Regions from separate parts of the Homo sapiens genome. Here regions 1, 3 and 4 are each linked to region 2. The links are chromatin contacts, found by Hi-C or POLR2A ChIA-PET in ENCODE. All regions are on one chromosome and are shown on one strand. Each heading gives the region's core, a stretch centred on a gene start or an enhancer-like site at or near the end of the contact. The rest is flanking DNA. Distances are from core to core; before and after follow the strand shown. Region 1 overlaps EBF1 (EBF transcription factor 1). Region 2 has its middle 240 kb from the start of LINC02227. Region 3 overlaps EBF1 (EBF transcription factor 1). Region 4 overlaps EBF1 (EBF transcription factor 1).

Region 1 (4,875 bases), core at 1,585-4,084, 740 kb before region 2:
CAAGCTGGTGTGGTAGGAGCCACTTGGCTTTTTAAACAGCTGGTGTGTCCCAGCTCTCCCTACACCAGGCCAAGTGGAGAAAGACAGGGTGTGGCCCCACCACATCAGGTTGTTTCTGATGACTTTTGCCTCTACTCCTCAGAAATTATTGATATCTGGTCTTAATGATCTGAAGAAAGCATCTGCCAGCTCATTCATCTCCAAAAACTCACACTGAATAACTGGTTGCTCATTTAACCTGGTTTCAAGTAGACTTGTTTTTCATTTTCTGCAGTTAAACTAAAGCCTTTGTTGTTTTACGTACAGATATTTTATTTGCGGAGCATATTTATTTCAGTCTGTTGGTATAATACTCGCGCTCTCATGGCCATATGTTATTGATTGAAAAGCCTCCACGAACTCGAATTCTGAATAGGCACTGTATCCTTGGTAGGTGTCCGAGAGGCAGAGATGGAGGGCCTGCTCCCTGCCTTGCCAAACCCATACCGAGGGCCCTTTCCACTGCCCTCCCTCCTCCCAAGCAATACATAAATCACAACTGGTGCAGAGTCCAGTTAATGCTTCAGTTGTTTACACAACCTCTCCCCAAATCTCAGTGGGAGCATGCAGTACCCAGCTTTCTCCTTTTTGGGGTACAGCCATTTCTGCTGGAATCACTAGGATCGAGAAAGCAGACCACCAAAGGCTATTTCTGAAAACACTGATGGAAAATTCTCAGAAATCATTCAAGCCCACTGACGTGTGTTAAGTCAAGTGAAATGTCCCCCTGTGGAACGTCTTTTCCTCCACTTAGTTCAGCTTTAGAACCATGAAGCCCTGGTCTTAATCCTATTTCTGATGTGAGTTAATTTTCAATGCAAGTTTTAAAAAATTTAATTTCACTGATTACTTTGACATGCAATAGTAAAGTAATATAAAAGAATGCCACAAATGATTAAAGTAAAACTTAACAACATACGCATTTTAAAAATCCCAGAACTCTATTTTTGTTATGGGAAATATTAAGTTGCATAATGTGACCCAGCGGTACAGGATAATTGCTTAAGAAGCTGTATTGTACAGATATTTTGTATATTATATCCTCATGTGCAGTATTTCTGGTGATGAATTCCTCTGCAGAAAAAGGCCCTCTTGAATGGATGTTGATTATATCAGAATGTGCACCAAAAGTGATGCCAGGAATAGAAGGTGGTCCTGGATAGGCAGGCATCCTCTGGAAATGTTGAGGACAATATCTCAGGAATTGCCTTTGCGGTCAGCATCTATACTACCTGCAAGAATAACTACTAGAACCTTTTTCATGTGCTACATCTTTTTTTTTCTTGAGGCTGATAGAGAGTAGGAAGGACAGGAATACAAGTGATGTATAAAACATGGCACAGAGCTAATGAGGTGGAATTAGGCATAGTGGAGGGAACTAACCTCTCTGAGCCCCATTTATTATATCTGCAAAGTGGAGCTAACATTTGCCCTATCTTCTTCATGGAGTTGTTGTGAAGATCCTCTGAGACCCATCTGTTTTCCAAATTCTCCTGTTCGTCAGAATCGCCTGAGAGTAGTTAAAATACACATCTCCAGGCCCTTGTACCAAGGGATTCTAGTTCAGTAGGCCTGGGGTGAGGCTTGAGAATCTGTATTCTTAAATATTCTCAGGTGATTTTTATGATCCAGCAAATTTAGAAGGGACGGGTACACCGTATGTTAAGTGCTCTCCAAGATACAGTACTCTTAGGAATTAAGAGGCTTGCACAAGAAGTAATTAGAAAGTAGTTCAAGACTGCACCTATGCATATCACTCCATTTTAAATTGGGCAAAGCTCTGGATTATAGGAATTCTAAGCATCCACTACATTCTGGAACTTGAACTTTGGTGGGTAAGTCCCTGGGATCCGTAGGTGAAACTAATGGCTATGTGAAATTTGCAATGTTTGTGCAGAAATGGGAATCTTTGTGTCCACCAGGAGGATCCATGAGGAAGGGCCCTTACTCTCCTAAGACATGTGCAGCCCACACTACTTAGATGAGCCCTGAGTCAATAGCAGGTGCTTATCAACCAAATATCTAGGTCATTCTGTGAATGTTCTTTATAGTTAAATAGACTCTGGAGGTGAAACTGTCATTACTCACCCACTAAAGAAATGAACTTGGAGAAATGGAAGAGAGAGCAGTTTCTTGTCTGTGAAAGCACATGGAAATGGTGATAGAGATCAGGTATGGCTGTATTTATGAATCATTATTGATGCAGAACCACTTCATACCATGTCAGAGAAGAATAAATTGGATAACAATGGGATGACAGCATCATCTAATCTAATGTTAGTGTGACTTAATAGTTACATTTTAGCTGCCAAGTAGGGCATGTGGAGTGGGTGCTGAGATTCTCAGCTCACAGTGGTTCTAGCCAAGGATCATAACAGGAGTGGTGGGTATACTCTCCTACTCAAGGAATCCCATTCCAGGGCAAGGTGAAATGGGGTGAGTAAGGCTTTTAAGAGATGATGATTATTATGTTATGATTTGTTCCTACTGTATGCTGTCGTAGCAGAAAATGCCCTGTTGTCTGTTTGCAGTGGTAATGGATTATAGCTTGGCTTTAGATGAGATGGAAAAGAAAAATGGGTCTTCATTTCTTCCCCTCTCCACCCTGAGGATGATAGATGATTAAAAACAAAACAAAACTAAAAAAAAACCCCTCTATCCTCATGAGACATTTTTTGTTAATTGTCTCTTTGTAGCTAGTGTAGCTAGCTGTAACCAGCCAGGCTGGTTAGTGATAGAAGTAAACAGTCATGTCTCTGACCTCTGAGGGCTGACAGCTGTAGTTAGTGATACTGAGTTAGTCATAAAGCTCACAGAGGTAAATGAGCAAGCCTTGAATGTTGAAAGAGTACGCTGAAGAAGGTCTAAGCATTTTGTACAAAATGGGTGTTACATTTAGTTTTAGTATTCAGCGATTTCATGAAAGGAAGGAGATTTGCAGAGGTTCCCTGTTCAGATAGGCGACTCGTTGAGGGAAGTTTTCTAGTAGCTGCTGCAATTTCAGAAGTGTGTTCCATGACTGAAGAGATAGAAAGGAGACTATGGTACATGGGGAAGGAAATTCTCTCTGCTGGGCTCTCGGTACTCTCCCCTGACTGCCTTGCTCCCCTGCAAGGCATACACACACTGCTTTAAAATATAGGGGATTTATTTTTCTTGTGAATGTGAAACACTGAATCAGCAGGTGCTAATTGGAAATAGAGTTTTGTGGACTACTCAAGGACAGCAGTGTTTCCCTTTGGGGCCACAAACTGGACTTTATAATTTCCTATTGAATCACTGCAACAGGCTTCAGCCAGCCTTTGTTTAAGGGGTGTCCTAATACTTTCCAAGATCCTGCACCAATTATTGTGTACATCTGGAGAAGACAGGGCTCACAATCTCCAGGTTTTTCCATAAACCATAAAACCTATTTGTTCTGAGAAATACTTAAAGATTGGGGAAAAAATTACTAGGTATTTCTGAGATTAGTCTGAGGGCATACATCAATTAATTTTTTATTGAGCAAAGAAAATCACATCTACATAAAATATGTAGTTTAAAAAAATCATCTTTGCTACAGAGATTCAACATACTGGTTCTTTAGTATAGGATCTAATTTCACCAAAGTAATTGAATCTCACAGTTCTCTGAAACATTTTCAAAGATAGAGGTGTGTTTAGGATTTAATGGTGACCCACCTTCTTCAGCATATCCATATGCTGGTTTACTTCCACGAATTTCTAAGTACCATTAATGGAAATTGAATGTGCCTTTCTCTAAGGGAAATATTAACAGAAAGTTATGCTTTTGTGAGAAGGGCATTTTAATAATTTGATTCTGGTACCATCTTTTTCATCCTTGGAAGAACCACAGCTTGGTGGGTGGCCACCCTGTTTCTGATAGGAACAGTGAGTTTCCATTTTACAGATTGGGACACTGAGGACCAGAGGACAAATAAATCATTTTTGGCTAGCATTGGAGTCAGTAACAAAAATGTCAGACAAATTCCATAGCTCAATGAGGATGACAATGTCTCTTCATTTCAAATGTATGCAGTTGGGAAATTAGGAAATAATACATCTGATTGTATTAAAAATGCTAAAATCTGCTCTTCTAGTTCCAGCTCTGTTCTTTCCCCTGCATTTTTTTTTTTTTTTTTTTTTTTTTTTTTTATAGACAGAGTCTCGTTCTGTCACCAGGCTGGAGTGCAGTGGTGCAATCTCGGCTCACTGCAACCTCTGCTTCCCTGGTTCAACCTCTGCCTCCCTGGTTCGAGTGATTCTCCTGCCTCAGCCTCCTGAATAGCTGGGATTAAAGGCCTGTGCCACCACGTCCAGCTAATTTTTGTATGTTTAGTAGAGACAGGGTTTTACTATGTTGGCCAGGATGGTCTCGATCTCCTGACCTTGTGATCCTCCCGCCTCGGCCTCCCAAAGTGCTGGGATTACAGGTGTCAGCCACCGCACCCGGCCTCCCCTCCTTCTTGACCTGATCTGTAACTGTAAGAACTCTCATAATGGCCAGTGCCCCTGTCTTGGAGAGTGTTCTGTTAGAAGAGGGGTAAATTCTTCCTGAGCCAACCAATGATCAGTCATGCCTGGCAGCATGAGTTTTGATTCCCCTTAATTAAGTATGTATAACTTCAAATGATCCTAATGGTGACACAATTATCTGGTCCTCTTTAATATGCGACCAGGGTTCTTGGTCCTCTAGTTAACATGGGTTATTTTTAAACATAAGCCCTTATTGTTTGGCATTTGTTTCTGTGTCTTCTAAACCAAACCAAACCAAACCAGCCAAACAGAACCCCTCTCCAAAAAACCCCCACCAAAATCCAAACAGACAAACCAACAA
Region 2 (4,616 bases), core at 518-3,017:
CCAGACAGAACCCTATGAGACAGGTATGATTGCGACCCCATTTTACAGATGAGTTGCTGAGGCCCAGAGAGGTCTAGAGAGATGAAGTGACATGAGCTAGTTTATGCAGTGAATTGATAAAACGAGGAACTGAATGGTGGCCATCAGACTCCAGAGGCCGTTCCCTAAATCTCCACCCTCTATGGCCTTTAACCATGTCTCCCCCTCTGCCCTCTGAGAACCTCAACCACAGTCCCTCCGAGAAACATCCTCAAAGGGACCACATCTCAACTCTTGTCCTGGAAAAGATGTTGATGCCTGAACTTGGAGCACCATAAATGGAGCAGGCATGCCCCTCTGTCCAAACAGCAGACCCCATCAGATGTCCCCAGCACCAGGCTGCCAGCCAACAAGAGGGCAGCTCCGCACAGCTGCATTGCAAAGCAGCAGACCAGGGCGAGCTACTAACATGTGGATGCCGCCACTCCACAACTTGCTTAAAAGCCACACTGTGTTTCCTGGACAATGGCCGCAGGCCAAAACACACACATTCCAGTTTTTACGACTATAAGGTAAGCATTCTTTTAATGGCTCTTTCCCTGTTCCTTCACTCTCATTTGTGTTGTTTTCCTGGTTCCCTCTCCTGGATTTTTTCCTTTCTTAGCTCAGCTCTGCTCTCTGCCTCCCTTGTTTCCAGAGCCTCCTGCCTCAAAGCTTCCTTGTCTCTATCTCCTGCCTGGCTTTTCTGCAGCTTCCTTACTGTAGTAGTCTTCTCCTCCTTTCTGGGTTTTGGTCAGCTTTTCCCTAATTACTAGACTTCCCTTCCTCCTGTCTTCCTGTTTGCTTAAGGAAGCCTCCCTCCCCTCCCTTCACTTGTGTCTTCTTCCCACTTCTGCCAGCCTGCCGGCCTCTCTGCTTCCCAGTGGCCTCTCCCCATTGCCCTTTTCTTCCTTTCTGGACACCTGGTCATCCTTGCCCCACTCTCCCTTCCCCACACCCTTCATCTTTCACCTCTGTTCTTTGTCCCTTGTCTCCTCTCTCTGCTCCTCCCTCCCCTCCCTCATGGGTCCCCTCCTGGTTTCCATCCCCCCATCACCCCTCCCCTTATCTTTGTTTTCCTTCTTTCTGGCTGCTGATAGAGTGGGAGTAGTTGCAGGCTGTGTCCCTGATTTCACATGCAGACCAGGAGCCAGCCTGTCAGTCTAACAATAAAATTGCACGGAAACGGAGGTCTCAGTGCCTACATGCAGTTTGCCCCTAAATGGAGCTGAGCTAGAAGGTTTCAGAGCAAAGCCACCAAGAGTCCCAGGCATCTGGTTCTACAGGCAGGATAGAGAAAGGACTTACTGTTTCTTTTTCCCACTGATCTGGTGTAAGTCAAGGCCAAAGACCAGGGCTGAGACGTGTCATTTGTAGGTTGCAGCCTTGGGGTGGGACCTCCATGACCATCCCTGCCTCCTGACAATAATACACAAAACACACACGTGCGCACACACACACACATGCTCATTTTCTTATTCACTTTCCTTCAGAGCAAAGGCCCTGTAACTTTTCAGATGAAGTATACAAAACTCCCACACTGCAAAATAAAAGCTATAAAGAGAACAAGAGCCACTACCACAGAAGGAGATGTTGCTGCTGGGGAAAGGGCTGCCTCCATCCCCTCTACTCCCGCCCATCAATTCTTTTCAACTTTAGTTGTTCCCTGTTTCCTTGACTGAGCCCCCATTCAAGCTGAGCTGGTGCCTTTCCTTAGAGGACAGCGCCATCTAGCAGGTGAAATGCCAGACCCTTAGCTGAGAGGCGAGAAGAAAAACTTTCCCAGCTGCAGGCTCCCTGGTTCCCAGCTTCTCTTTTTAAGTCTCAGCCAGTCAAACCCCAACAGGTCTGAAAAAATGTGATTTAACCCTTTAGCCTTGTTGAAGATTTAAGTGTCTTCCAATCACCCCTATTTCTCCAGTGCCTGATTTTGTTTCCATCTGTGGCCTTAGTTCCTAGAAAAAGCTAGAACGTTCTAGGTGAGCCAACAGTCTGCGTCTGATGCTTGGGACTTAAGGTGACTTTTTTTTTTTTTTTTTTTTTTTTTTGAGACGGAGTCTCGCTTTGTCGCCCAGGCTGGAGTGCAGTGGCACCATCTCGGCTCACCACAAGCTCCGCCTCCCAGGTTCACGCCATTCTCCTGCCTCAGCCTCCCAAGTAGCTGGGACTACAGGCACCCGCCACACACATGGCTAAGTTTTTTGTATTTTTTTAGTACAGATGGGGTTTCACCGTGTTAGCCAGGATGGTCTCGATCTCCTGACCTTGTGATCCGCCCGCCTCAGCCTCCCAAAGTGCTGGGATTACAGGCGTGAGCCACCGCGCCCAGCCTTCAGGTGATTTTTTCCAAAGCAAAACAAAATAGAATTTCCCAAAGCAGTCTAGAGGATGGCTTAGGCTCCATCTGGAGTTAAGTGGCAATCTTTCTTTCTCTTTCCTTTTTCTATCACGGTTTCGTCTTTCCTTCTGTAAAGACCCTATCTCCAAATATGCCCGCATTCTGAGATAGTGGGGGTTTATGACTTCAACATCAACTTCTGGAAGAACACAATTCAGCCCATAACAGATGGCAGATGGTTTTCTTTTCTCTTGCAAACTCTGATCAGTTGGTGGTGGCTGCTCAGACCCCTTGCCAAAGAGAGTGAGAAGGATTCTAAGATCAAATCCATATGGGGCAGAAAAGAGTGCTGTGAATGACTGTCAATGTCTGCTACAGGCATGGGAGTATGGAGGGGCAGCGGGATGGTCCCATGCTTGCCCTTGCTGGAGTAGGGCATGTGCACAACATAGACCCTGCCTCTCAGGAGCAGGGAACATCTATCAGCACTATATATCTCAACATACCAAAAACATCCCAAGGCCACACTTCTGAAAGAAGGCCCAGGGCCATTGTGTAGTCCTCTCAAGCCCTTCATTTTACAGATGAGGAAAACTGAGGTCCAGAGAGCTTGTGTCTTGCCTATGATCCCTCAGCTCCTTTGTGGCAATACCAAGACTAGACCCTAACTTCATATCTCCTGACCTATTTGCTTTTTCCCAAGATCTCCAGTTGCTCCTGGTAACATCAAATGAAGACAGAAATTCTTGTATTGCCCATGCGAGATTCCCCAAGTCCCTCATCCTACAGACCCAAGAAGGAAGCATGTGAAGAGAGCGAAGCTAAACGTTGAAGGTCCTGGTTGGAGTTGGTGGTCAACTCCACTGTTGCTTGGATCACTAGGCATTAAAGGGTTCTGAGGCTGCATTTAGGCCTTTCCAGAGAGAACACTGTCATCCATTAGCAATGGCTGCCATTGCTATGGGCACAGGATTGGACAGTAGAAAGATGAATATTATATATTTGTCGGGTTAGGTCATCTCCGAAGTCCCTTCCAGTTCTAAGATTTTGCAATAAGAGCCTTGAGCAGGAATCAGGTTTCTTTCTTGAACTTAAATGAGAAAACTAGGTTAAGGGACATGCTGATGTTCTGGATGTCTGAATATATATGTGACCTGCTCCAAGGGCTTTCAGAAAAGGCCTCTTCTTTGCACCGTTATGACCCAGAAGGCCCAACTCCCCATTACATATGATCCATAGTTTCAGTCCCACTGAAGTTCTTACTGGTATTTCTCCATATGCACTTTTCACCCTAATGTCAGCTAGTGAGACTCAGGCTCTGGATCACGGCTGAACCTTGGCAACTTCCATTTACTTGATGCAAGTGACAGGCAAAGAGTGGTTACTAAAGAGTTATCCCTTAGCCATTGCAGGTGAGGGGATATGCAAAGGTCAGCTGGCTCACAGGCCCCAGAAAAGGTCAGCTACAAGAAAAGAAGTACCATTTCTCAGAGGCTGTCCAACATGCCACAACACTTGTATGTGTCTGACTCATGGGGTTGTTCAGGAAGAGATACTTTGAAACGTTGAATACATTTGCCTCTTAACTCCATATAGAGGCAAAGACATGGGTTCAGGTTCTTCTGCTCCAACTCAGCTTGAAATCTCCAACTCCCTTCTACTCATCCGTCTTGGCAGTTTCACCTAGACCAGCTTCTAGGGAACATTTGAGGTAGGTGTTTATCACCTGGAGGAAAAAGCTCCATGTGAATGGCTATGGAAGAATGGGAGAACTGGTTAAGAACTCAGCTCTAGAGATGATCATATCTAGGTTCAAATCTCAGTCCCACTGCCTTCTAGCTGTGTGACCTCAGACAAGTTACTTAACTCCTCTAAACCTCAGTATTCCCATCAGAAAAGTAGGGAGAATAACAGTACCTTTCTCATATTTGTAAGAGTTAAACAAGATCATAGTTACTCGTGCTATTATTGGTATTATTAATTCAACAGACAATTAGGGTGCACCTAGTCTGAACAGGTTGGAGTACAAATATATTGTTCTTCACAGAGTTCATGGTCAGTTCCAATTTAGCTATGTAATAAGTGCCAAATCAGATACTTGTTCAAAGTACAAGGAAGGAAGGATTAGTTCAACCTGGGGATCAAGAGAAGTTTCTTTACAGAGTCCATAATATTTGAACCTTAAAGAAGGAATAAGATTTTGCCACAAGTCTTCAAGGAATCAACATATGAAGGGAGGAGCAAAGCCTGTTGTGTGAAC
Region 3 (4,712 bases), core at 1,776-4,275, 580 kb before region 2:
ATTCTCTGCCTTTTATTGAATGTCAACTATGTGCAAAGTGTGGTACAAAGCACTAAGATAAAATAGGAGACAGGTGCAGAGCAAGGATGAACAGGAGGCAGGCTGTGCTGGCATATGATGCAAATCAAAGTGACAAAATGCTCTGGTAGAAATCTGGGTAAATGGCTAGGGAGAAGACAGCCTAACCTGGGAGTCCAGGGAACTAGAGAAGTGGGGAGGGGATATGGCCAGGGGGCTCAGGGTAGGAAAGATTACTTTAAATGTGTGTTTTCTACTTTTTTCCTAATTACTGAGCTCCATCTTCTTAAAATTGGGCAATGGGCAGTCTTTATATGTGAAAAAAAAACAAAACAATAAACATTAGTTTATAAGAAATTATAAGAAAAACTCTACACCATCATCATCTATCCCCCTTTTAATTTTACTTCTCAGCCATAATATGTTCTACAATAGTCCAGGACCTTATACAAATGATGTCCCAAACTCATTGTTGTCATTGTCCCACTCTGTCCTCTTAATACCTTATCTCCCCGACCTCTCATGAGAGATTTGAGGTTACTTAGGGTGTTTTCATTTTCTTTATCATGCTATGGAAAAGCCTGAGCACTCAACTGAATTCAATTTTAAGTAAGAAAAATTCCTTGCAATTAAAATTGTTTGCATTGAATTGAGTAGAGTTTCCAATATTCATCCATTGTCATCTAAATACTTTTGTTTAGAGCAAAATAAGGTGCTTATTACAATGAGTCAAATATTTGGGGGTCTTTGTCAGGTCAGGATGGTGTTTTTGATCTGGTCAAAATGTAGTATTTGCTAATACTTTTTCTAACTAGAAAAAAATCCAATCTGATATCATAGATTTGGAATCAAGGCTGGTGAGTGGCATAGGTTGAGGAGGCTCTTTTGGAAAAGTTATTGACAGAATAAATAAATGAATGAATGAAGAATACTCCAGCCTGGATTTAAGAGTAAACCATATCACTTGCTTCCTTCTCAAGATGGCCTTGTGTGGATTCTTATGTTATTGAAGCTTTGGAGCATTTTGCTAGGAAATTCTTTCCTTCTATTGCAACATCGTGGCGATCAGGCTGCACTGTCAGTTGAGCACTGGGGACTGAGATGTTTGTGAATGCTGTGGTCAGTCAGGTCTGAGTTCAATGAAAAGTCATTGCCTGAGGGTTGCATAACTTGATTGCTACAGGTAGAGAATGGCCTTTCACCAACACCAAAGATTTATTGGCTTTTGGGTGGGAAAAGTCAGCTTTTATATTTCAAGAGAGTAAATCATCTCTTGTTAATTGTGAAGCCTTTAAAGGCTATTTAGGATGGTGAACTTCTGCTAGAGCTTCATGCAGTAATATGTAAAATATGTAGTTGACCAGAAGTTTACAGTTTTGACTAATAGAAGTATTAGTCAATGGGTAATACTTCAAGTTTGCCAAGTCCCAGCTTATAACTGGACCTTCATAAGCCAGCCTCATGTTCTAACAGTCAGAAGCACTCTAGACTTGCAACTTTAAACCCTAGTTAGAAAAAAAATTAGCAAATACTATATTTTAGCCAGAAAAAAAAAATCTAGGGCTACAACATTTTACCAGGGACTCATGTTAACATTTGGTCTACAACAACTTTGTTTATAGAATACTCATGCAGGTAAGTTTTGTGGTCGTCACAATCTGTCTGAAAGTAAACATTTTTGGAAGTAGAAATTTGAGAAAGCTATGGTGGTGCTATTTAGTAACATAGGCCATGGAGAATTTGGTCAATGAAGATCAACAACTTTGATGAAATAGTTTTTGCCTGAATAATGAATAATTTATTTTGCCTAACAGTCTACATTGCTAAAAAGGTGAAAGCAGTGGTCAATTTAATGAAGAAAAGTGCATTCACTCAAAGTTTTTGGCAGAAAGGAGAAAAAATATCTGGTTGATTGATTTCCTTATTTGCTTTCCAGCTGGTGGTTTTGGTGTGGTCGAGACACTTCATGGGGTTCCTGCCTTTAGTTATGCTAGTTGTAGCAGACCACTACCTTGAATCAAGAAAGCATGTTGGTCTAACTCTAAGATTATAGCCAGAACCCATCAGAGGGCTAGAATTTCTTTCCACTAAAAGTTCCTTTATAAATTCTTGTGTTTTGTTGTGTTTCTAGGTATATGTTTAAATGGTTTCAAAATTGATTGCTTTTAATAGTTCTTTTGTTGTTGCTGACAGTTGTGGAGAGAGTAAGATGGAGATACACAAAGCCTTTTCTTATTAACAGATTTCCTGTTATACATGTATTAAGATTGTCGGCTTCTACTCCGGTATCCTTTCCTTCTAGCTTGCTTCACCAGAGGGAGAAAGACTAGCTCAATTATATTATCCTGTTAGATTGCTTAAATCATGTTTAGATAAAAAAAAATTACTTTCTGCTTTCTTACTATAGTTCATGATTTCCATTTTGTAAGGCATCTTTTCTAAATTTTGTGCTTTATTATTTTTGCGGTGTTGAGCGAGCGAAAACAAACTCTAGTTCATAATTCACTTTAAAGAACATACCCTTTCTTTCTATTTTCTTGTTAAAACCAAATTGTGTGCAATTTGTAGGAAATTGAAACCACATTTTTCACTTAACTTTCCAAAATTAAAATTTATGGGGAAAAAGAAGCAATAAAACAGTTACAATCTGGTCATCTATAATTATCTGTGTGGTGTGAGCAGTTCCACATTTGAAAAATGTGACACGGATAACTTATCAAGATTTTACAACCGTGGGACATTTCACTTCTTATTTGCTGCATTGGAGCCAAGATCTCCACAAAATGCTGAAAGTTACCACTGTCAGTTTGAAAGTTACATGTGTGAAGAGGAGCTTTGAAATGTATAGAAAACAATGGACAGTATCTAAAAACAGTTGTTTTCCTCCCTCACTCAGTAACGAAATGTATTACAGTAAAAATTTGCCATTGTAGACTGTTCTTATTTCCAGTATTGTTCTTGATTTCAGTTACTTTAACATTCTCTTGTCACGCTCTACTGGGTAGGAGAAAACCACAGAACTAGTGAGATGAACCGTCTATTTCTGTTTATTGGTGCTGCCATTGCTGTCTTGGTATCTCCATTTCTAAAGCTTTCTGCATCTTTATAGATTTCCTAAGAAATGGATCCTTGAAGATATTCAAGTCCTAAGCTGTGCTTTTTTTTTTTTTTTTTTGGAATAAATACTTTTTCCCCTTTTAATCTTGCCATCTAATTGTTTCTAAGTTATAATAGTAAAAAGTTTTAGATTCTAAGAAATTTGATACTTCAATCCTAGTTCTTAATAGAGGGAAAGTTCATTTAACAATGGCTCCTTTGTGGAAATATAATCATATTTAGACAACTTGATGCAGCTGTGGTGAAGTCATTCATTTGTGTTTTCATTCAGTAAACTTTTATTGAGTATCTATTTAGTTTCACATCTTCTGTTAGAATCTAAATATAGAGTGGGGAACAAAACACTACAAATAGTACTGCACATAGTAATTATTCCCTTGAACCTTAGCATCATCAACATCATTCTAGATAAAAATGTATGGATGGACAGATCTTTGGCAGTATAAAAAAACCATCTAAAACCACTACAATCCTGAGTCTCGACTTAAGCTCAACTGAAATTGCACCCTTGCCTCAGCAACTTACAAATGCTCAAATGTTTTATAAATATTTTGGCCATGTCCATTTCTTTATTTGTAAGTTGATTCTGATCAATATTATCAGAATTTTAAAGATGTATTCATTTAATGGATAAGTACTTATTGTATAACGTAGTCTTCTAAGTGTTTTACAAATATTTAGCCCATTGAATCCCTGAACATCTCTATAGGGAAGGCACTTGACTGTCCTGATTCAACAGGTAAGGAGACTGAGACATAGATTAAGCATTTGCCAGAGTTACTCAAGTGGAGGAACCTGGCCAGACCGTCTGACTCCAGAATTCATCCTCTTAACTGTTCCACTGTACTCTTTCCTCAGTACTTTGGTATTTCTATAACTACGTATGTCTTTTAAAAGTGTGATGATCCCTGAGTGTATGACGCTTGGACACATCTGGTAGGATTCTGCAGACAGCTTACTCTGCCTGTAAGTGGAGAGGTTCCAAAGAGGCATCAGTAAAGGAGTCCCTGGCATGTGATGGCCCTCAGGTCATTATGAGCCAGGGGCAAACGCAACATGTGTCCTACCTTCCATTCATTCTAAGTTGTTCATTCGCCCGTCTCTCTAATACGTGCTTAGATATAAAAATAATATGTGCTAATTTAGAAAATTTAGAGAAAAACAGGATAGAATTTAAGGAGTTCAAATCATCCAATAGCCATCACCCAGAGTTGACCACTAAAAAGATTTTTGTATATTTCTTTCATATTTTTCTATACATAACAAATATATATGAACATTTTCTTCGTATTTGTGGTTATACTGTATATGTGTTTACACACACACAGTTTTATATCCTGTTTTTTTCACATAGCCTAATAAGCATTTTCCCACGCATTAAAATTTCTTCATAAACATGTTAATAGGCTGCATCATCTCCCACAGTGTGGATTTACTATATTTATTTATCCATTCACTATTGCTAGAAATTTAAGTTGTTTTATTTATACTCGTATAATGATACAATCTTTGCTCTTTTCTCTAACTTTGATGCTTTAAAAACCATAGTAATTTGTGGTAACTAAATGTTCTATCCC
Region 4 (5,242 bases), core at 559-3,058, 780 kb before region 2:
CAACTCTTTGCTACTCTTCCTTTCAGCTGCTGGCTGAACCTGCAGCATCTTCTTGTGACTCCCCTCAATGGTAGCACACTTCTACTCTTTGAGGGTTGATCTGAGTTTCGGAAACAGCCAGCAGTAATTTGATAACGAGGCTGGTGTAAAACATCAGTCGATTAAAGATCATTTTAGATCAGAAATGATGCGTCCCTGTAAGGGAACTACTATATTGAGATGAACTCAAAACATTCTGCCTGGATTTCCAAGAAGAGCTGCAAATGCTCTCAAGCAGTCTTCCAAAGTGACAATTAAGAATGGGATGGAATTCATTTTGATGTCCAGCTCTGGTCTAAAAGTCAGTCACATTCCAGGTCTCACTCTGGCCCCTGTGCTCTGGAAAGAGAGGAGCAGTGAGATATGGCCATTGTTGATATGAAAAGCAGAAGGTGGAGGTCCCAGGCTGCTGAGTTAGCCCTCAGTTTGAATCCTGCGTCTGCTGTTTTTTAGCTCTAAGTCCTGAGGCCTCTAATATACATCTACTCTGCAATTACTTCTCTCTCTCTCTCTTTTTTTTTTAGATGGAGTTTCGCTCTTGTTGCCCATTCTGGAGTGCAGTGGTGCAATCTCGGCTCACTACAACCCCTGCCTCCCGGATTCAAGCGATTCTCTTGCCTCAGACTCCCAAGTAGCTGGGATTACAGGTGCCCGCCACCACTCCCGGCTGATTTTTGTATTTTTAGTAGAGATGGGGTTTCACCATGTTGGCCAGGCTGGTCTTGAACTCCTGACCTCGTGATCCGCCCTCCTCGGCCTCCCAAAGTGCTGGGATTACAGGCGTGAGCCACTGCGCCCGGCCCAATTACTTCTCTGTAATTTTTTTCCCCTGAGGATTGGTGGGGAAAAAAAATGCTTGGCACATAACACTCCATGTTAAGTTTCAGGATTATTTCTTCTTTTTACATTATTTTAGTTTTTTGTTCATATGTACTCAGGGCTCACACTTTGCTTGGCTCCGTAAGTCCTAGAGAAAAATGGTATGAGAAATGAATTCACATGAAGCATTAGTGCCTTAGTCTCTTACTGTTTTTACCTTTCCCGTGAATATTTGTGCTTACAAAATGGTGTCCAGAAAGGCAGTGCCTCAGCGAGATAAATATGTTTCTAATCTTAGCATCTTGGGCAGAGTGAGGCTGGCATCTGAGGTCAGGGAGGCCACAGGGCCACGCTACTGACCGCATTGGTAACAGACTCCATTAGGTTGACAGAAAGGTTAAGGTTCCTGGAATCTGTCTCTAAATTCTCCGTACCCCCTCATTAGGTTAGAAGCCAATGCCAATACAAGTAACCAATACCAAACCCTCTCTTGCTTACAGAGGCATTATTAAGTTGGGGGCACCCTAAGAACAATTCATTGCAAATAATTGTTGGCACATTTATTCTCATGGCACAACTTTCAAAAGCAAATTAATTATAAACTGGTTGCAATTTAATTCAGTTTGTCTGGATTATGTGTTTGCAAGGCCTAGAGTACATTTGGCACCGTTGCTGGCACATTTGGATTTTAATGTCTTTGACAAGCCACAGCTTCCTTGGCCTGGGTAAACGGCCTACTGCCATACTGTCATTTAACTAGATTGCGTCAGAGTGACTCTTTAGCTTCGCGGTGGGTCTTCAGTTTACAACCTCCACGCCACCCCATCAGCCGCACGGGCATAGATCTCAACATGTATCAGGAAACTGGAAGAAAGCTGTGAACAGAATACTCTGAGAAAATGATGGTTAATCGTGTAGAAAAGTTTAACTATTTGCATCAGCACAATATTACACAGGCACATACGACTTTCAGTTCCCTAAACCTGAGAAAAGGTTTAACAACATTGTGTGAAATCTGACATCTTGCTATTCATATAAATGTGAAAGGCAGATTGGGAAAAATACAGTAAAATCCCCGCTTTTGTGCAGAGAATGGTGCATATTTTTCCCCTAATTATGGAAGGTAGCCTTTTATTTCTTCTGAATTCATTCATTTCTGAGCCTGTGTTTTCAGCTTGCTTATGAAACTCAATTATAAAACCAGGGTTAAAAATTAAGTCAAGTCACAGGCTATACTCCTCTTTGATTCTGGGGCTCCTGAGAACTTCCAGCCCTCTGCCACTGGCTTGAAAAATCTCTACCCTTACAAATCTCTCAAGCTTTCATGCACCTCTCCTACACAGCAGATTAATTAAGGAAAAAGATGGAAAACTCCTGGCACCATTTTATCTTTCCAAACTGTGATTTGCCTCTTCCCCCTAAATCTTCCCTTCCCTCTCTTCTGCTCCTTTCTCAAAAAGAAAGTGTATGATTGTCAACTTTCTGAGTTCAAGACAGTGGAGGATTAAACTGGCCTTACTGAGATTTGAACTTGTGACTCAAGTCATTGGATTTTGTGAAAGAGGCCCAAACTCTCCGGACTGGACAGGTTACAGCTCCGGTTTCTGTCCCTCTGCTGCCTTTTCCTGGGTAGCATGATGATCTCTGGCATTTATCTATCTATGAGGCTTGCAAAATCGCGGCCTGTCATAATGGTAAATAAAATGTGTTAAAGTTAATATGAAGAAGAAAGGAGCAATTACAACTGCTTAAAACAGTCTTCAAATATACTTAAGCAGAGGTTTGCCACGTAAACACACAATTAAAGCAGGAATTTGTGATGGATGCAAGGGTTTGACGGTCCCAGACATACTGTTTACTGGTGTAGTTAGCAGATGGATAAGTCAACTGATCCCAGATGTGCAGCTTATAAATATAAACTCATGTCTTACTAGTGATGTATGTCTGCAAGTAGCAACAAATTACTTTCTATTTAACTCTTGACTGTTTACTAGGGGGAGCTTTGTAATGCTCACTTGCTTAAAAAAAAAAAAGGATTTTTAAACAAGTTTCCTCTTTTAAAAGTGGTAACCAAATATCTAAAAAAAAGGTACTTTGGTGCAGAAGTTGTTTTAAAGGACAGGTTTAAATAGGCTTACTTTTTTCTTTTAAGTTCAGATACCTAAGCCTTATGTCCCTAGCCGCAGTTTTCAGATATTTGCAGCTAATTAATTCTTAGGAAATCTAATCTGAATTGAATTAATTTTCCCTTTTAGGGCACACGAAGCAACTTTTAGGTAAGAAAAAAAATGAAAACAGCTTTTGTTGCACATAATTCTTGCAACTAATGAAAAGTAATATTGCTGTTCCCTTCAAATAATGCAATAACAAAACACCAAATGAGAGCATTGCATTGTATTGTTATATTTGCTGTTTAAATAATTTAGCTGCAAAAATCTGAGGGCTGCTTTAGCTGTAATTAATTATTCATTAATGACATGCTAATTGCACAATACCTTTGAATATTTAACAAAATGCAAAAACCAGGCTCTGAAGTTATGTTTTTAGTGCAAGGGGGAGAAGATTCTTTAGTCCATCACTGTACCAGGAGGACAAAAAAAAAGTCCTTTTTCAGATGCGAGGTAAAGTAGTAGTAGTGGCCTACTTTCCATTCACCATCTCAGTCACCCTTTGTGCCGTGGAATATAATGTCCTTATCTAGACTTAACAATTGACAGGGTGGTAAATCCCTTGACTTTTGTCCAAATGATTTCTCTACAAAAATGGGTTAATTATCGCCTTTCCCTAGCTTTTTGACTAACAAAAGGCCCTGGATCTCTTTTTTCCTTTCTTTCCTATTTACTGTAAGGAGCTCTTTGAAATGTGATAGTTTAATCGGCAACACCTTCTACAGGGGGAATACTGAGAGGCCGGCCTGGCCCTGCCTGGAGCTCAGGTTGCTCTGTGAACATTACCGTGGTTAGGAGATATGACCTTTATTATGCCAAAGCCATCCTGGACTTTCAGGATGAAAAACTCCTGAGTGCTCGGTAGTCGACTTCATTTGTTTCTGCTAATAAAAGCTGGCGGGTTTTTAACAGTGTCTTTTAGTGGGTGGGATGACTAAAGGGCACAGTGTTGAACTGGCTTAGCTGTGTTTCACTAATTCCCTGCAAGACAGCGAGTTTGCATCTTTCTGTGTCCTGTCTCTGTTTCCAAGCCTGAAAGCTCCTCATTGTCTCTGACCTGTAAGTCAGGGATACTCTTCGTAGTGGATAAGCAGAGAAGAGGACTGGCTTTTTTTCTTTTTATTTGTCATTATCACCCTCTTGGTCCCAATCAGAGAATCACCAGCCCCTAATTTAGTACAAGGCAGTGAGCTGTGTGGCAGCTTGTCCTTGTGGTTGAGAATATATTTCATGCACTAGGGCCTACTTAGTCATATTTTGCATTTGACTGCCATTACTATTAATGGCATTTATGAATGCACATTGGCGGGAAGAAGACCCCATTGAATCTGTGCATTATCAGAGATTGGGGAATTAGCATACTCCGTGTCTGGTTCATGATGGATTTTACTGTGCTGTGGAAATACTTAGCAATTAAATGAGAAATCACCATTGTGAACGTGCACCTGCCAGGAAAAAAAGAATGGAGTAGAGAAGGAGGGGCATTCACTCAAGTTGACGCCAAGTTCCCTCTTTTGCCATTGCCTTCTCTCATTTGGGAAATGCTACATCTGCCTGTAGCCATTGTTCAACATGGCAATATATAATAGAGCCACTGTTTAGTAAACGCATGGCATCACAGGCCCACCCAGCCAAAAGTGTGTCAGGGTCAAAAGTGTTTATAGTCAATTTGGAAGTCACAGCTTGCAAAGTGAAAAGTGAAATAATGCAAAAGTAATGTATGATTTAGTGCCACATGAATTAGAGAGTTCAGGGATTGCAAAGTGGCAAACCATGCGTTCAGACCAACCCAGAGTCAGATGCATTTTACTTGGCTTGAACTTTTTTCATTCTAAGTTGGAGTTAATATTGAAAAATTGGGAGATTTATATAGAAATCTGACTTTCCATCTTCTCTTGAAAAGTCAGAAGGTCTACCAACATGGGCTGCCAGCCATCCCACATGGCAACAATTGGCCAGAGCTAAGTAGCCCGGGCTTGCATTTTTCATTTGAATACCTCACCTGCCTGGAAGTTTCCTACTTTGGAATAGAGATTTGAGGTAGGAGTGACTATGGGTTAGAGTGAACAGGGAAGGATGACTTTTGGACAAACTCCACCAAATACACTCTCCACATGCTGGTGGTATAGTCATGATGAGATTTCAGATGGTTCCCGCCACTCATTTATAGCCTTTTCCTTTTCCAGAGTAAAATGTCAGAGATAAAGAAGGTTGTC

Evidence for each region. Hi-C counts contacts between places; a loop is a spot of excess contacts on that map. ChIA-PET counts read pairs that join two places held with the same protein, here RNA polymerase II (POLR2A). Pooled maps may share reads with other maps.
Region 1: a loop to region 2 is called in a map with no recorded cell type, with 2.9 times the contacts of the local background. The contact joins two enhancer-like sites. A Hi-C loop is called at or near these places in 2 of 37 single-sample maps with no recorded cell type and 3 of 50 pooled maps. POLR2A ChIA-PET finds 5 or more read pairs at or near these places in 1 of 52 experiments (activated B cell).
Region 3: a loop to region 2 is called in a pooled map, with 4 times the contacts of the local background. The contact joins two enhancer-like sites. A Hi-C loop is called at or near these places in 1 of 37 single-sample maps with no recorded cell type and 9 of 50 pooled maps.
Region 4: a loop to region 2 is called in a map of OCI-LY7, with 5 times the contacts of the local background. The contact joins two enhancer-like sites. A Hi-C loop is called at or near these places in 1 of 168 maps with a recorded cell type or tissue (OCI-LY7), 2 of 37 single-sample maps with no recorded cell type and 4 of 50 pooled maps.

What each region holds. Positions count from the first base shown.
Region 1 is chr5:158,909,275-158,914,149 of GRCh38, reverse strand. The region is part of intron 6 of EBF1 (EBF transcription factor 1); the gene reads left to right. Among named protein-coding and RNA genes, the nearest start is that of EBF1, 190 kb to the left of the region's middle. RefSeq lists an enhancer at 1-196. Within about 2 kb of position 2,834, at least 2 of the 41 ENCODE cell types and tissues checked have a DNase peak (open chromatin) inside an H3K27ac peak, as active enhancers do.
Region 2 is chr5:158,172,247-158,176,862 of GRCh38, reverse strand. No RefSeq gene overlaps it. Among named protein-coding and RNA genes, the nearest start is that of LINC02227, 240 kb to the left of the region's middle. Within about 2 kb of position 1,767, at least 6 of the 41 ENCODE cell types and tissues checked have a DNase peak (open chromatin) inside an H3K27ac peak, as active enhancers do; they include OCI-LY7, where a contact is called at or near this core.
Region 3 is chr5:158,750,809-158,755,520 of GRCh38, reverse strand. All of the region lies in intron 10 of EBF1 (EBF transcription factor 1), which reads left to right. Among named protein-coding and RNA genes, the nearest start is that of LINC02227, 340 kb to the right of the region's middle. RefSeq lists a silencer at 2,955-3,074. Within about 2 kb of position 3,025, at least 2 of the 41 ENCODE cell types and tissues checked have a DNase peak (open chromatin) inside an H3K27ac peak, as active enhancers do.
Region 4 is chr5:158,950,642-158,955,883 of GRCh38, reverse strand. The region is part of intron 6 of EBF1 (EBF transcription factor 1); the gene reads left to right. Among named protein-coding and RNA genes, the nearest start is that of EBF1, 150 kb to the left of the region's middle. RefSeq lists enhancers at 1,528-1,657, 3,330-3,987. Within about 2 kb of position 1,808, at least 5 of the 41 ENCODE cell types and tissues checked have a DNase peak (open chromatin) inside an H3K27ac peak, as active enhancers do; they include OCI-LY7, where a contact is called at or near this core.